2 separate regions of the Homo sapiens genome follow, and region 2 is linked to region 1. Evidence: read pairs that join two places in POLR2A ChIA-PET (ENCODE). Cell type or tissue: PC-9. All regions are shown on one strand. Each heading gives the region's core, and the rest is flanking DNA. Links, peaks and the distances in the headings are about the cores only.

Region 1 (6,240 bases), core at 573-5,572:
TTAGGTGTAATCTAACAGCCCAGAAATGGTGCTAGATGGTGTGGTTTCTAATTCCCCAGGGAATTTAGACCAGGAAAAGAGCATGGCTGGTTAAGCCCTAATGGGGCAGGTCAGGTTTGAATAAGAGGAAAGGACAGGAAATAATTACTTGGGTGGAAACTTTCTGGAGCAGGAACACATGGAGGAGAAGATGGAAGACACCAGGAGCCTTCCTGGTCAAGAGATTGAGTCAGAGATGGGAGAATAATAATAAAGATGACATAATGACAACTAACAAATAGTAAATATTTACTATGTACTTGTCACCATTCTAAGTGCTTTACAGGGACACTCATTTAAAATCCCCCAAAAAACTCTTATTATCGTCTTCATTTTATAGAAATAGAGGCATAGAGAATAACTTACCAAAATTGTACCACCAGTAAGTGGAAGAGCTAGATTTGGACCCAGGCAGCCTGACCGTGCCATTTATGCTTGGCCATGGCACTATAATGTGAACAAGGCATTAAGGACTTTGGTTACACTCCTGTTATCAGGCTTTCCCCTCCGCCACAAACTTCTTGGGTCGGTTAAAGTTTACTTGATATTCCTCAAGTACTCACTGACCTCCTGCTTTGAGTTGAGCAGGGTTCCACCTAACTATGGGTAGTTCTTTCCCTCCAAACTGTGCTCAGGCCTCTTAATCAGTGGACTTGGTAAGACTGTCAACTGTGGCAAGGTTCATGGTCAGGAGTTTTCAAGGCAGAGCTGAAAGCCAAGTCAGACCCACCTGGAGAGGTTTTTAAAATGACTGACTCCTCCAACCACCATTACCCTAAACACACACACACGCACACACACACACATGCACACACACAGAGGTACACACATTATCTATATATCAACTGAAATGTCTGGTCTTACAAACATCTTAGTGCTGACATGCCACTATAGGTTTAGAGCCACTGCCATCAAATACTCTACTTTTCAGTTCCTGACTCTGAAGGTTCTATGTAGGTTCCATCTAAGATGGAACTTAATACTTCAGAAACAAAACCCCTCATTTAAAAGAGCTTTCTCTGTTTGATATTGATACCGATACTTTTTAAATGCCTTTGAATATATCACTGACTTCCATCTCCAATTATTTTTGGCTTGGTTCCTGGTTCATGTGTTCTGTCTCAGAAATACCAAAAGGCATTGAGCTCAGTTTTACACTGGTTGTTCTCACTAGAGTTTTCAAGTCAGGACTTGGAGATCAGCCAAAGTCACGGTCCCAAAGTAGACCACAAATTGAAGGTCATCTTTTCTTAATTTCCCAAGCTGGGATAGTAGGAGTTTAAAATAGCCACTAAGACTTATTAGGTTCTTTGAACAACTTGTGGCCAGTGGGACTTGAAGTTGAAAGAAAGATCTAACATCATAGACTTTCCCTTGAGAAGACACAGCTCAGGTATGGTTTAAAAGTATGTGAGAATCATATGATAGCTCTACTTTGAATTTGGGGGGGAAATCTCTATGCCATTTTCCATAATGACTGTACTAATTTACATTCTCACAAACAGTATACAAGAGGTTTTCTCCATGCCCTTGTCAATACTTGTTATCTTTTGTCTTTTGATAGTAGCCATTCTAACAAATGTGAGGTGATATCTCATTTTGGTTTTAATTTGCATTTCCCTGATGATTAGTGGTGACAAACATTTTTTTCATATACCTGTTGGCCATTTGTATCTTCTTTTGAGAAAAGTCTGTTCAGATTCTCTTCCCATTTTTAATCAGGTTATTTCTTTTCTTGCTGTTGAGTTTCTTATACATTTTGGATATTAACTGTGCCTAAGATATAAAGTTTGCAAATATTTTTTCCCATTCTGTATGTTTTCTCTTCACTCTTTCAACTGTTTCCTTTGCTGTGCAGAAGCTTTTTAGTTGGATACAGTCCCACTTATCTAGTTTTGCTGTTGTTTAGCTTTGTGTTTTTGGGGTCATATCCAAAGAAATCATTGCCCAGACCAATGTCAAGAAGTATTTCCTTTATGTTTTCTTCTAGTAGTTTTTTTTTTTTTTTAATAGAGATGAGGTCACACTATGGTGCCCAGGATGGTCTTGAACTCCCTGGGATCAAGTGATCTTCCCACCTCAGCCTCCCAAAGTGCTGTAATTACAGGTGTGAGCCACCATGCCAGGCCTCTTTTGGCAGTTTTATAATTTCAGGTCTATGTTTAAGTCTTCAATCCATTTTAAGTTGATTTTTTTATATGGTGTAAGATTCAGTTTCATTCTTCTTCATGTGGATATACTGTTTTCCCAATACCATGTATTGAAAAGACTGGGGTTGTAATCCACCACTAATCCCTTGTAAAATCCCTGCCTCTCTAAAGGTATCTTCGCTCATTATTCAAACATCTCATTTGCATGAGAACTGGGATCCTTTTAGCTTCCTGAGTCAGTACATTTGGGGATGATTCTCTCTTTATTTACAGATTATAGAAGCCTATACAAGTATACAAGTGCACAATTACATCCACACATGCATGCACATACATGCACAAGCACATGTGCAACCCACATTTTCTCTAGACACATAATCCCCTAAAACAAATTAGAAATCAAACATACAACTTTCTAGGCTTAGGGGCCTCATGGGCTTTATGAAGTATCGTTTCCTCATTGCTCTAAAGCACTGAGGGATCAAAGTTTGATCCCTGGACCAGCAGCATCAGCATCATCTGGAAATTTGTTAGAAATGCTCATTCTTGGGCCCCACCTCATACCTCAGTCAGAAACTCTGGAGGTGGAACCGAGAAACCTGGGTTTTAATGAGCTCTCTAGAAGAATCTGCTGCCAACCCAATCTTGAGAGCTGCTGGTCTAAAGAAAGCATTGCAATATCATTTTCTGAGGAATAGATAGTAAATCCTCAAAATGAGCCTCAATTATAATGGACAATTCAGAATAAATCCCCTTGTATCCATCCTCCCCTTTGCACCCTAGACTTCCACTCTGCTTTCCCCTTCTACCAAAGAGTAAATGTACTTTTGTCTCTTTTTAGGTCTAGACAAACTGAAAGGCAATAAATCCTATGTGAACATGGACCTCTCTCCGGTGGTAGAGTGCATGGACCACGCTCTAACAAGTCTCTTCCCTAAGACTCATTATGCCGCTGGAAAAGATGCCAAAATTTTCTGGATACCTCTGTCTCACATGCCAGCAGCTTTGCAAGACTTTTTATTGTTGAAACAGAAAGCAGAGCTGGCTAATCCCAAGGCAGTGTGACTCAGCTAACCACAAATGTCTCCTCCAGGCTATGAAATTGGCCGATTTCAAGAACACATCTCCTTTTCAACCCCATTCCTTATCTGCTCCAACCTGGACTCATTTAGATCGTGCTTATTTGGATTGCAAAAGGGAGTCCCACCATCGCTGGTGGTATCCCAGGGTCCCTGCTCAAGTTTTCTTTGAAAAGGAGGGCTGGAATGGTACATCACATAGGCAAGTCCTGCCCTGTATTTAGGCTTTGCCTGCTTGGTGTGATGTAAGGGAAATTGAAAGACTTGCCCATTCAAAATGATCTTTACCGTGGCCTGCCCCATGCTTATGGTCCCCAGCATTTACAGTAACTTGTGAATGTTAAGTATCATCTCTTATCTAAATATTAAAAGATAAGTCAAACATTTTCATGAGTGGATAGACATGTTCTGTTACCTTGCTGAGGATGACTCTGAAGGACCAAAGCTCAGTTCTGATAAGCTTTGAAAAGGACAGGAAAAGGGAGGGTGATCAAGCATTGTGTGACACGGGTATAAGCTAAAGGCAGCAGTAAAACACTAGATAGAACTGCAAACAGAAGGAAAGAAAAAGATAGGAAAAGGAATAAGAGGACTGCAACAAAAGAATATATACCTAAATATATATATATGAAGAGAGACTCCCCAACACTCAGACAAGCCTTCCTAGAGGGAGCTATGGAGGTGAACATCCTATTCAAGCCCCTAAGAACATTGATGCACACAGTTTTCTGGTGGAAAGATGTAATGACATAGTAACTAATCATTCCAAAAGAAGAATAATGTTACATTTGGTTGGTTTATTCTGATGATTGTAAAAGTAACAAGACCCAGACCATGTGGCACAACTTACACCTGAGATGGCTGGAAATCTTGCATTTGAAGGGTCTTTGAAGCCCCATGAAGATATAGAGCTAAATAAAAAGGCTCTCTTTAGTCTACAGTTACAGTGGGATTAGATCTGCATCTTGCTTATATTCATGTTTCTAAATTGAATAGACCCTGGGCCCACACCCCATCCAAAAGAAAGAGTTCCCTAAACAGACGTTTCCCGATTCCAATAGCCAATACTGCTCGCAAAGGTTTGTAGACTATTTACAAGAAGAAGCCTGCAGTGGCAGAATGCAACATGTTTTGCTTAATAATATGGTGTAAACAGCCAGAGAGATTAGCTAATGCACATGTGCAAGTGTGCACGTGCACACACACACAGAGGCATATACACACATGCTTAACATATTGCAAAGAAAGTCTGCCTGTAATCCCAGCAGGTCAAGGCAGAAGGATCGCTTGAGCCCAGGAGTTCAAAACCAGCTTGGGCAATATAGTGAAATCTTGTCTCTACAAAAACTAAAGAGTTAGCTTGGCATGGTAGTGTACATCTGTAGTCCCAGCTACTTGGGAGACTGAGGCAGAGGATCACTTGAGCCAGGAGGTTGAGGCTGCATTGAGCTGTGATCATGCCACTGCACTCCAGCCTGGAAGACGGAGCAAGACCTTGTCTCAAAAAAAGAAAAGAAAAGAAAAGAAAAAATATTTAATATCTGCTGCTTGAAACCATGTCCGTTTGAAGGTATTAGTAATTCTATTCATTTTTAATCACCTTTCCAGAAATATCTGCTTATGAGGTAATTTTCTCCTTTCAAGTTTACAACATATTGGTGAGTGAAAAATCAAATTACAAATGGTGTCAATCCACTTAGATATACATTTCATAATTTTGAAGAAGGATATACTCATCATTTTTGCATCAAAATGAAAAAAAAATCACAGCAAGAATGAGATGGAAGAATTCTCGGGCAAAGTTAACTAACCTGCCTGCCTGTGAGGTCATCCCCATCTTGGACCTAGCCCCAGAGACAGCTCACTTGTAGATCTCTGGTTTCTTCTTGTTGCAGTTAACCACCCCATAGTCTGTTCTTGGAGGTAAAGTTCACCAATGTTGTCTGCTGGGGCCCCTCCTCACCTTGAATTCACATCTTGGCTTCATTTCACTGCTTTAGAATTCTTGACAAGCTGCTCCCTGACTTTCCAGACCTCCCAGGGCTACCAAGATGTTTAGACTCTGAAGGAACTTTCTTTGCCAAGCTTCTAACCATTTCAGTCATATTCTTGGGCCTACCTGATTGTGTTCTTTCTTTTGTTTTGCCTAGACCTGAGTTCTTTGTTCTTTCCTTCCAGTAGCTACAATTTGGTAACTCCCTGTTTCATCCAACTAAAAAATTCTCTCCTTAAAACAAATGTCACCAGGTGTGATATTACTCCAAAATAATACCAAATATATTCACCTAAGCAATTTTTAAAGGTTTTTAAAATACATGAGAAGGTGGGGTGTTGGGGGCATAGAGGCATAAGTCTCTACAGAGGCACAAGATGTGTGGTAGGGAGAAAGGGGGGACGAGGATATCAGACAGTCACTATATCAGGCATCTTGGGCATGGGTTCCTAGACTTCTCTCTGTCTTACCATAATCACTTCTAATTCTCTGTTCTTTTGGGGAAAATACCTATCAAATTTTTATCTGTAAATATTTGAAGAGACATATTTTGACTACGATGGACATTCTTCTAAGTATTGGCCTATAATAAGGAACATGATGGATGTGAGGCCTTCCTTCCTAGAGCCTTTTGGAAATAATCCAAATCTAAGGCCAATACTCAGGAAGCCTTAGAGGACCTTCTCCAGGAATGCACGGCCAAGATGAACGGAGATGTTGTCCTCCACCACATCTAGCTTGAAGGATTCTTCCTCACTTAGTTTAGAGAGACCAAGAGAACCTCCCAAACCCTCCCTCTGACCTGATCCAAAAATCCAAGTGTGTCCTTCATCTGGGCATCCACAATATATTCAAATCTGGAGTTTTTATCTTCCCTGCCCCACAGATGTTTTCCCAGTCCAGCACCAACTACTGTCAATTTAATCTCCATAGGGATCTGGAGTCTGTCTACCTTTCTTCATCTCCAGTGCAATCACCT
Region 2 (6,240 bases), core at 745-5,744, 910 kb before region 1:
ATAATGCACTTTGATATCTAACCTTAAAAAGTTATTTTAAGGCCGGGCATGGTGGCTCACGCCTGTAATCCCAGCACTTTGGGAGGCCAAGGCAGGTGGATCACAAGGTCAGGAATTTGAGACCAGCCTGACCAGCATGGTGAAACCCCGTCTCTACTAAAAATACAAAAATTAGCCAGGCATGGTGGTGCATACCTGTAATCCCAGCTACTCAGGAGGGTGAGGTGGGAGAATCACTTGAACCCGGAAGGTAGAGGCTGCAGTGAGCTGAGATCATGCCACTGCACTCCAGCCTGGGTGACAGAGTGAGACTCCATCTCAAAAAAAAAAAAAAGTTATTTTAAAATATCTATGTCAATCCAGATTGCATGGGTTCATATCCCAGACCTGCCACATACTAACTGCTTATGCTTGGATGACTTGCCTAACTTCTTCATGCCTCAGTTTCCTCATTGGTAAGACGGCAATAATGCTACTTCACTCATAGAGTGGTTGTGAGGATTAAATGAGTTAACACAAAAAAAGTCTTTGAAACTGTGCCTAGCACATAGTAAGCACTAATTAAATCTTAGCTAGCGTTGCTCCTTAGGGAAATCCCCCCAGGTCAACTGGTGTCCTGTCAATCTGTCATTTTAATACCACGTAATATTTCATAGTATTAATGTACCATAATTTATTCAGCCCTCCTTCTGTTGATGAGTATCCCCTTTATTTCTAGTTTTCATCCCCATATGAACAATGTAGCAATAAACATCTAGTACTTTTTTTAAAAAAATTAGTCCATAAGAACTTTACGTTAAAGTTAAGACGTCAATTGTCCAGTAACCCCTTCCCATAAATGGCAAGATTTTTTTCAAGGCATCACATTAGCCTGTAACATTAGTTATGGCCCCTGGAAGGAAGTTCTAATCACCATATTATATTTAAATGAGAAGCACAAAGTTGGAACTTTAATAAGAGTTTGACCATCTCTTAGCACGTGCAAGAACTCCTTAAGTATGCTCAGCTGTCCTTTGCCAGTGAACAGAGTCAAGAGTGGGCTCAGGCTTTCTTTTTAGAGGTGCTAGCTGGTGATGGATAGTAAACAAAACAAATGGCTTTGGTTCAGCTGATTTATTCTAATCCTGCCTTTCCCCAGCTTACTCTTTGAGCTCTATTTATATCATGTGTCCAACCTCAAAGCCCACAGGCCAGTCAGTCACATGAGGACCAGAAGCTGGCCAGGAGAGGACTTGGATGAATGGACACACATGTGAGCTCTACAGGAGTACAAGTGCCACTCTGCTTCAGCCAACTGTCACCATCTGAGATCGCTGACCTGGCATAGCAAGACAGTCAGAATTTTGCAGAAAGGCTGAAAATCCAGAATTCTGTGTGACATCTCCTAATACAATAAGGTTGACGATTAATTTTTTAATTATAAAAGCATTGTGAGTCTAATAAAAGTTCACCACAGACTGTTATTTTGCCTGAGTGTGTTACTGCTATTCGCCTTCAAAGGTACACCCTTCCTTACTTGATGGTCCCAATTTTAAGTTATTAGATTGCAAGTGTGAAATTGCCATTTTTCTACATCAAAAATGTTCATGTCATATGGTTCAACATAGTATGAGCATGTACTCGGCACATTGACCCAAACTGATCTGCTACATGTCACCATCCTCCTCGTCTTACTATTTCACACAGAAAGAAAACCTTATCACAGCGACTCTTCTGTCATCTGGTGCATTCTATGTGGCAGGAACATGTGCACAGTGCAATCTCAAGTCAAAGACAAAGAACAGTAACGGTGAGACACACACAACTTGCCCTACGCATTAATTTATAAAACAGACGCTCCTGCTGGCCTGTCTGGATAACAGTGCACAAACCGCTCGCCTCCACTGAGCCCAGTGCAGCAAGACCATGTTTCTCAAGGCAGCTACAAACTGGTGACCCTCCTAAGTGACCTGGCTTGTGTCACCACCAAGCTGACTGAGTTTTGTCCTTCTGCCTCCGTCAAAAGAACAAGTTAGTAGAGCCTCCTTCCAGGGTTGCTGGAAAAGATTTAGAGCTTACCAAAAAAATAAAATAAAATAAAACATAAAAAGCAAACAGTAGGATGAGGTGGATTAATGGCCACTCAGTGAAATGTACTTATGTTTCACCACTGACCTGGATAAACTATCTTACCTGAGAAAGCCTGTTAAAACATTTAGAGGTCTCAGACCTCACTGAAGACAAGCAGCCCTTGTATATAACTCATCAAGAACCATCTGATAATACCACAGAAAAATAAAAAGTAGTCCTCGGTTCTGATTTTAAAAGAGATAGAGGAATCAAACCAGAACAAATGTAAATAAACTCACCTTGGACCACAAGCTACATCTCAAGCAACAACTAAAAAAAAAAAACCAAAAAACCCTACAGTGAGTACACTTACTGAACATGCAGAAAGTATGTGGATTGGGATACCTAATATAAAGAAATTCAATAATTTACAAATTGTAATAACTTTCAATGATAATGAAAATTATTATTAGGGAGTCTAGGTAAATTCAAGCCAGCCACCAGATGAGTTGCATGTGTGAGATAAGGAGCTAAAAAAGAACAGACTCTAATTTCCATCTAATTCAACGTGATTAATATTGGAATTTACTTCTAGGCATTTTTGTTTTCTTAATGAAACACAATAGATTTTTTTAAAAATCACTCTGGGAATATGATTGCTTGCCGGTTTAAAAACAAAAACATTTAACATTAGTCTCAAGAGCACTTACTCAGAGGTTCAGCCCCTCAAAGCTAAAACTCTATTGTAGGATTTTAGTCCTAATATTGATACTGACGAACATGCAACCTGGAGTAAAACACATAACCTTTCTGCCAGTGAAGCTGTTTACCTTCTAAGAAAAAGATTACTTCATTTTGATGGGGAGTATAGGGAGAAGAGAGGACAACCTAGCCCGCCCGAGCTATGAATGAATCACTTGAGATGTTGCCTTCTTGAACAACTCCAAGGAGAATTAGTCACTTCCTCACCATTCCCAGGCAGGGACTCTCTACCTACTTCATCCTAGAACTTCTATGCTTGTGGAGCGGTCTCCTCCGGCCTTATTATTCCTAGAATCAGCCCTTCCACCTAGACCACTGCCTGGAACACAGGAGGCCTCCAAGAGTGTTGGCTAAGTGAATGGAATGCACATCAGCCCATCACTGGGGAAGACACCCGCAGACAAGGCAGATGAAGTGTGCTCCAAGTTGGGTCTACACAGAGGAGAGCAGGCACTGGTGGGCTATATAACCTAAAGCAAGGGGAAGAGCACTTTTATTCAATGTGTTATCTCTAAGTAGGTCGCTGTGGGGGATGTGGCAGTTAACTTCAAGGTACAAGCCTAGGGAAGCTCTCTGCCTTCAGGCATTTCTGATTTGCAGAACATCCAGTTCAATTCTAAAGTCAGGTCTCATAGGAGAGCTCATTCTGAAGAGCAATGTTCCATCCGAATTTCAATTTTTAAAAACTGAATCCACTGGCCCCTGCTCAGCATGTAGGGCCACACGAAATGTGGCAGGCTAATATAAACTAGGGACTTCAATAATTCTATGTGAGCATAGAGAGATGATATAAAACACTAAACAACAACATGAAGGACAGACAAGAGCCCACAACAGCCCTCGAAATCCATGTCAGGGAACACTGCATCAGGCACTAGACTGTAGGCTGGACACACTCCTACTGAGAAAATCTGACTTTTATAGTCAGTAAACGGTCACTTTGAAGTCCTTGCCCCTTGCAAACTCAAAGTCCAACGATCTGGCAATATTGAAAAACTTCCTGTTCTGCTTGGAAGGGATAATCCACCTCCTCCCAGCAAAACCCACTTGTTTTACTGATTAAATCAACCAAATGGAAGCCAAACATTCCACAAAGAAATGTCTATTGCTATTCACACAGATAAACGGATACACCCACTGGCAAGGCCAAAAGGTACAAGTGTCCTGGTTTGAATATGTATGCTGTGGTGGTGGCTTCTGATTCCTTACTGCTTCAACCTCAAGCCACCTGTAAATGGGAAGGGCTCTATATGCAAAAAGAAGAGCCAGTCCCTACTTCCAGGTCAGTCCCACTCCATCCCTTCTTTGCAGCTATAGGCACGTTGGCTTTGCATAAATAAGAAAAAGGAATCCCTCTGACTGGACACAACGGAGTGCAGGGCCTGACATGCGGACAATACCCAGTTAGGGGGAAAAGCTCTTTTCTCCCAGCTAATTGCATCAGAGCTTGTGGGCTAAACAAGGGTTGGATTTTCAGCCTCCAGGGGCAATATACAACCTTGGTGGTCTTCAATCAAAGGTTATTAGCATATCCACAGCCCACGCCCTATTAAAAAAAAAATTAAAATTGGTGTCTAAGCCCCAGTACAACAACTCCAGAGTCAAGAAATAACCCCATGGGAAGGCCCTGGATTTGGGCAGATTTTTTCAAAGCCTCAGGAAGAGGATAACTACACATCAGCCACACCTAAGATGTCTGTTTAAAAAGCAGATTCTTAACCCTATATCCAACCTACTGAATCACAATTATTGCAACTGGAGGCCTGGGATCTGCATTTTTAATTAGCTTCTCCAGCAATTCACCCATATCCTTAGATTTGAGAACCATGGTTCCCTCCTGCGTATCAGCTTCTCTCGCCACACCTCTGCCAGGATTCTAGGGCTTGGGGAAATTAATCAGTCAGGGGCTATTAGGAAAATGGAAGCAATACTATGTAATGCGACATATTATTTAATACGAAGATCTTATTCAACAGGTGCTAGAGAATGGAAAAGACTGAGTTAACACAGAGTTACTCAGGAAGCTGTAGGAAGCAGCTACCACTCCTTGGGTAGGACTGTAGGAATCAAAGGGAGGAGGTGGTGGTTATTAGACTCTACACATTTAGGAGGAAACCTACAGGGCTGGGACCCTGACCTCTGAAGAGGAGCCCTTTCTGAAGGTCTACATGGGACTGGGATGGCATCTCAGGGGGTGGCAGAAGGCTGGTTCCAAGAGGTAGAAGGAAACTGGAAATGGAAACCAATTACTGCTGGCAGAGGGAAAGACCCTTTCCGAAGCTAAGCTGACAAGAACAGTAACAGGATGAAGCGTGTCCCTTCTCCCTCCCACAGCCTTCCAAAATTCCCCTGGTGCCCCCATTAGCACAGCTTAACAGGGAAACAGCAGGCAAAGAAGGAACATGGAAGGAGGTCTGCTGACTACCAACCCAACACCACAAGCAGATTCTAGGAAGGTCTATCTGGAGCTTAGAGGAAATCACTTAATAAGGAGCCAAGGGAGTGTGACCTCCACCAGCTCCAAAACGAGGCTGGGGCTTTTCCAAGCTCCATTAACAATAGCCAGGCTTTTAAAAAAAATTCTCATTTCACTCTGTTTTCCAACACAATTCCTAAAATGATCCTTTTTAATATCTAACACTTTCCAAATGTTCGCTCTGTACTTCCAAACCCCGCCCCATTCCACCCCAATCTACTTCCTCTGGATTGAGTGATGGTTATGACGGAGGGTCTGGGGTCACACAGCCCCAAGCTATGTGACCTTGGGCAAGCTGCCTGTGTGCTTTGTGCTGCACATTGCTCAACTACAAAAAGCAAATGACAATAGCATCTACCTCACAGGAGGGCTGTAAATATTAAATGAGACTATACATGTAAACATAATAATATAAATGTACATGTCTAGCACTGAAGTGTTTAAGAATGTTGACTGTTGGGGTTAATAGTATCCACATGATTATCCCAGACACCTGGATAGAAACTAGAACCAGGTCCACTACAACCTTTTGAGAAAATGCCTACTTATCCCCACCTCCCTATGATCAGCTCTGCTCCCACTCAGCCCCAGCTCCTGCCAGCTTCCTATTAACTCCCCCTCTTCAAATCCCACTCCTGAGGGCCAGCACTGACAACTTTTATATGGTAATGATTGGGCACAGAGAAAATTATGCCAGGAAAGTGACTCACTGTTCAAGATACAATTAGCCCCACTTCTCAGGTAATTAAACAGCCCTGGCTACCACATCCATGATGCAGCAAGTAACTAAAACATTTCTCCTACTCACAGACACAGGAAAAGAAAATCCATTCACTTTAATGCCACCTCTCCATCTGATCTGATTGCACTTATAACCCAACTCCTGCTTTTCCTGTCTCCTCTGACAACCTGAGGCCCTCCCCTAAGTTACAACCGCAATACAGGAAGTCAGG

The links. ChIA-PET counts read pairs that join two places held together with the same protein. Peaks named below come from ENCODE experiments on the same cell type or tissue, not always from the same donor. Only the 100,000 strongest peaks of a DNase experiment are listed, where the experiment ranks them.
Region 2: POLR2A ChIA-PET joins it to region 1 with 9 read pairs; 1 of 35 experiments calls an interaction of 5 or more read pairs at or near these places.

What each region holds. Positions count from the first base shown.
Region 1 is chr2:169,092,514-169,098,753 of GRCh38, forward strand. DHRS9 (dehydrogenase/reductase 9) reads left to right here. Exons shown (of 5, transcript NM_001376924.1): 5 at 3,031-3,654. The coding sequence ends at 3,254. Among named protein-coding and RNA genes, the nearest start is that of DHRS9, 26 kb to the left of the region's middle. In PC-9, for the core only: no CTCF peak of the experiment used is centred there; a DNase peak (open chromatin) is centred at 3,208; H3K4me3 peaks cover 273 bases; H3K27ac peaks cover 1,795 bases.
Region 2 is chr2:168,187,031-168,193,270 of GRCh38, forward strand. The region is part of intron 1 of STK39 (serine/threonine kinase 39); the gene reads right to left. Among named protein-coding and RNA genes, the nearest start is that of STK39, 57 kb to the right of the region's middle. In PC-9, for the core only: no CTCF peak of the experiment used is centred there; DNase peaks (open chromatin) are centred at 2,971 and 3,901; H3K4me3 peaks cover 2,358 bases; H3K27ac peaks cover 3,969 bases.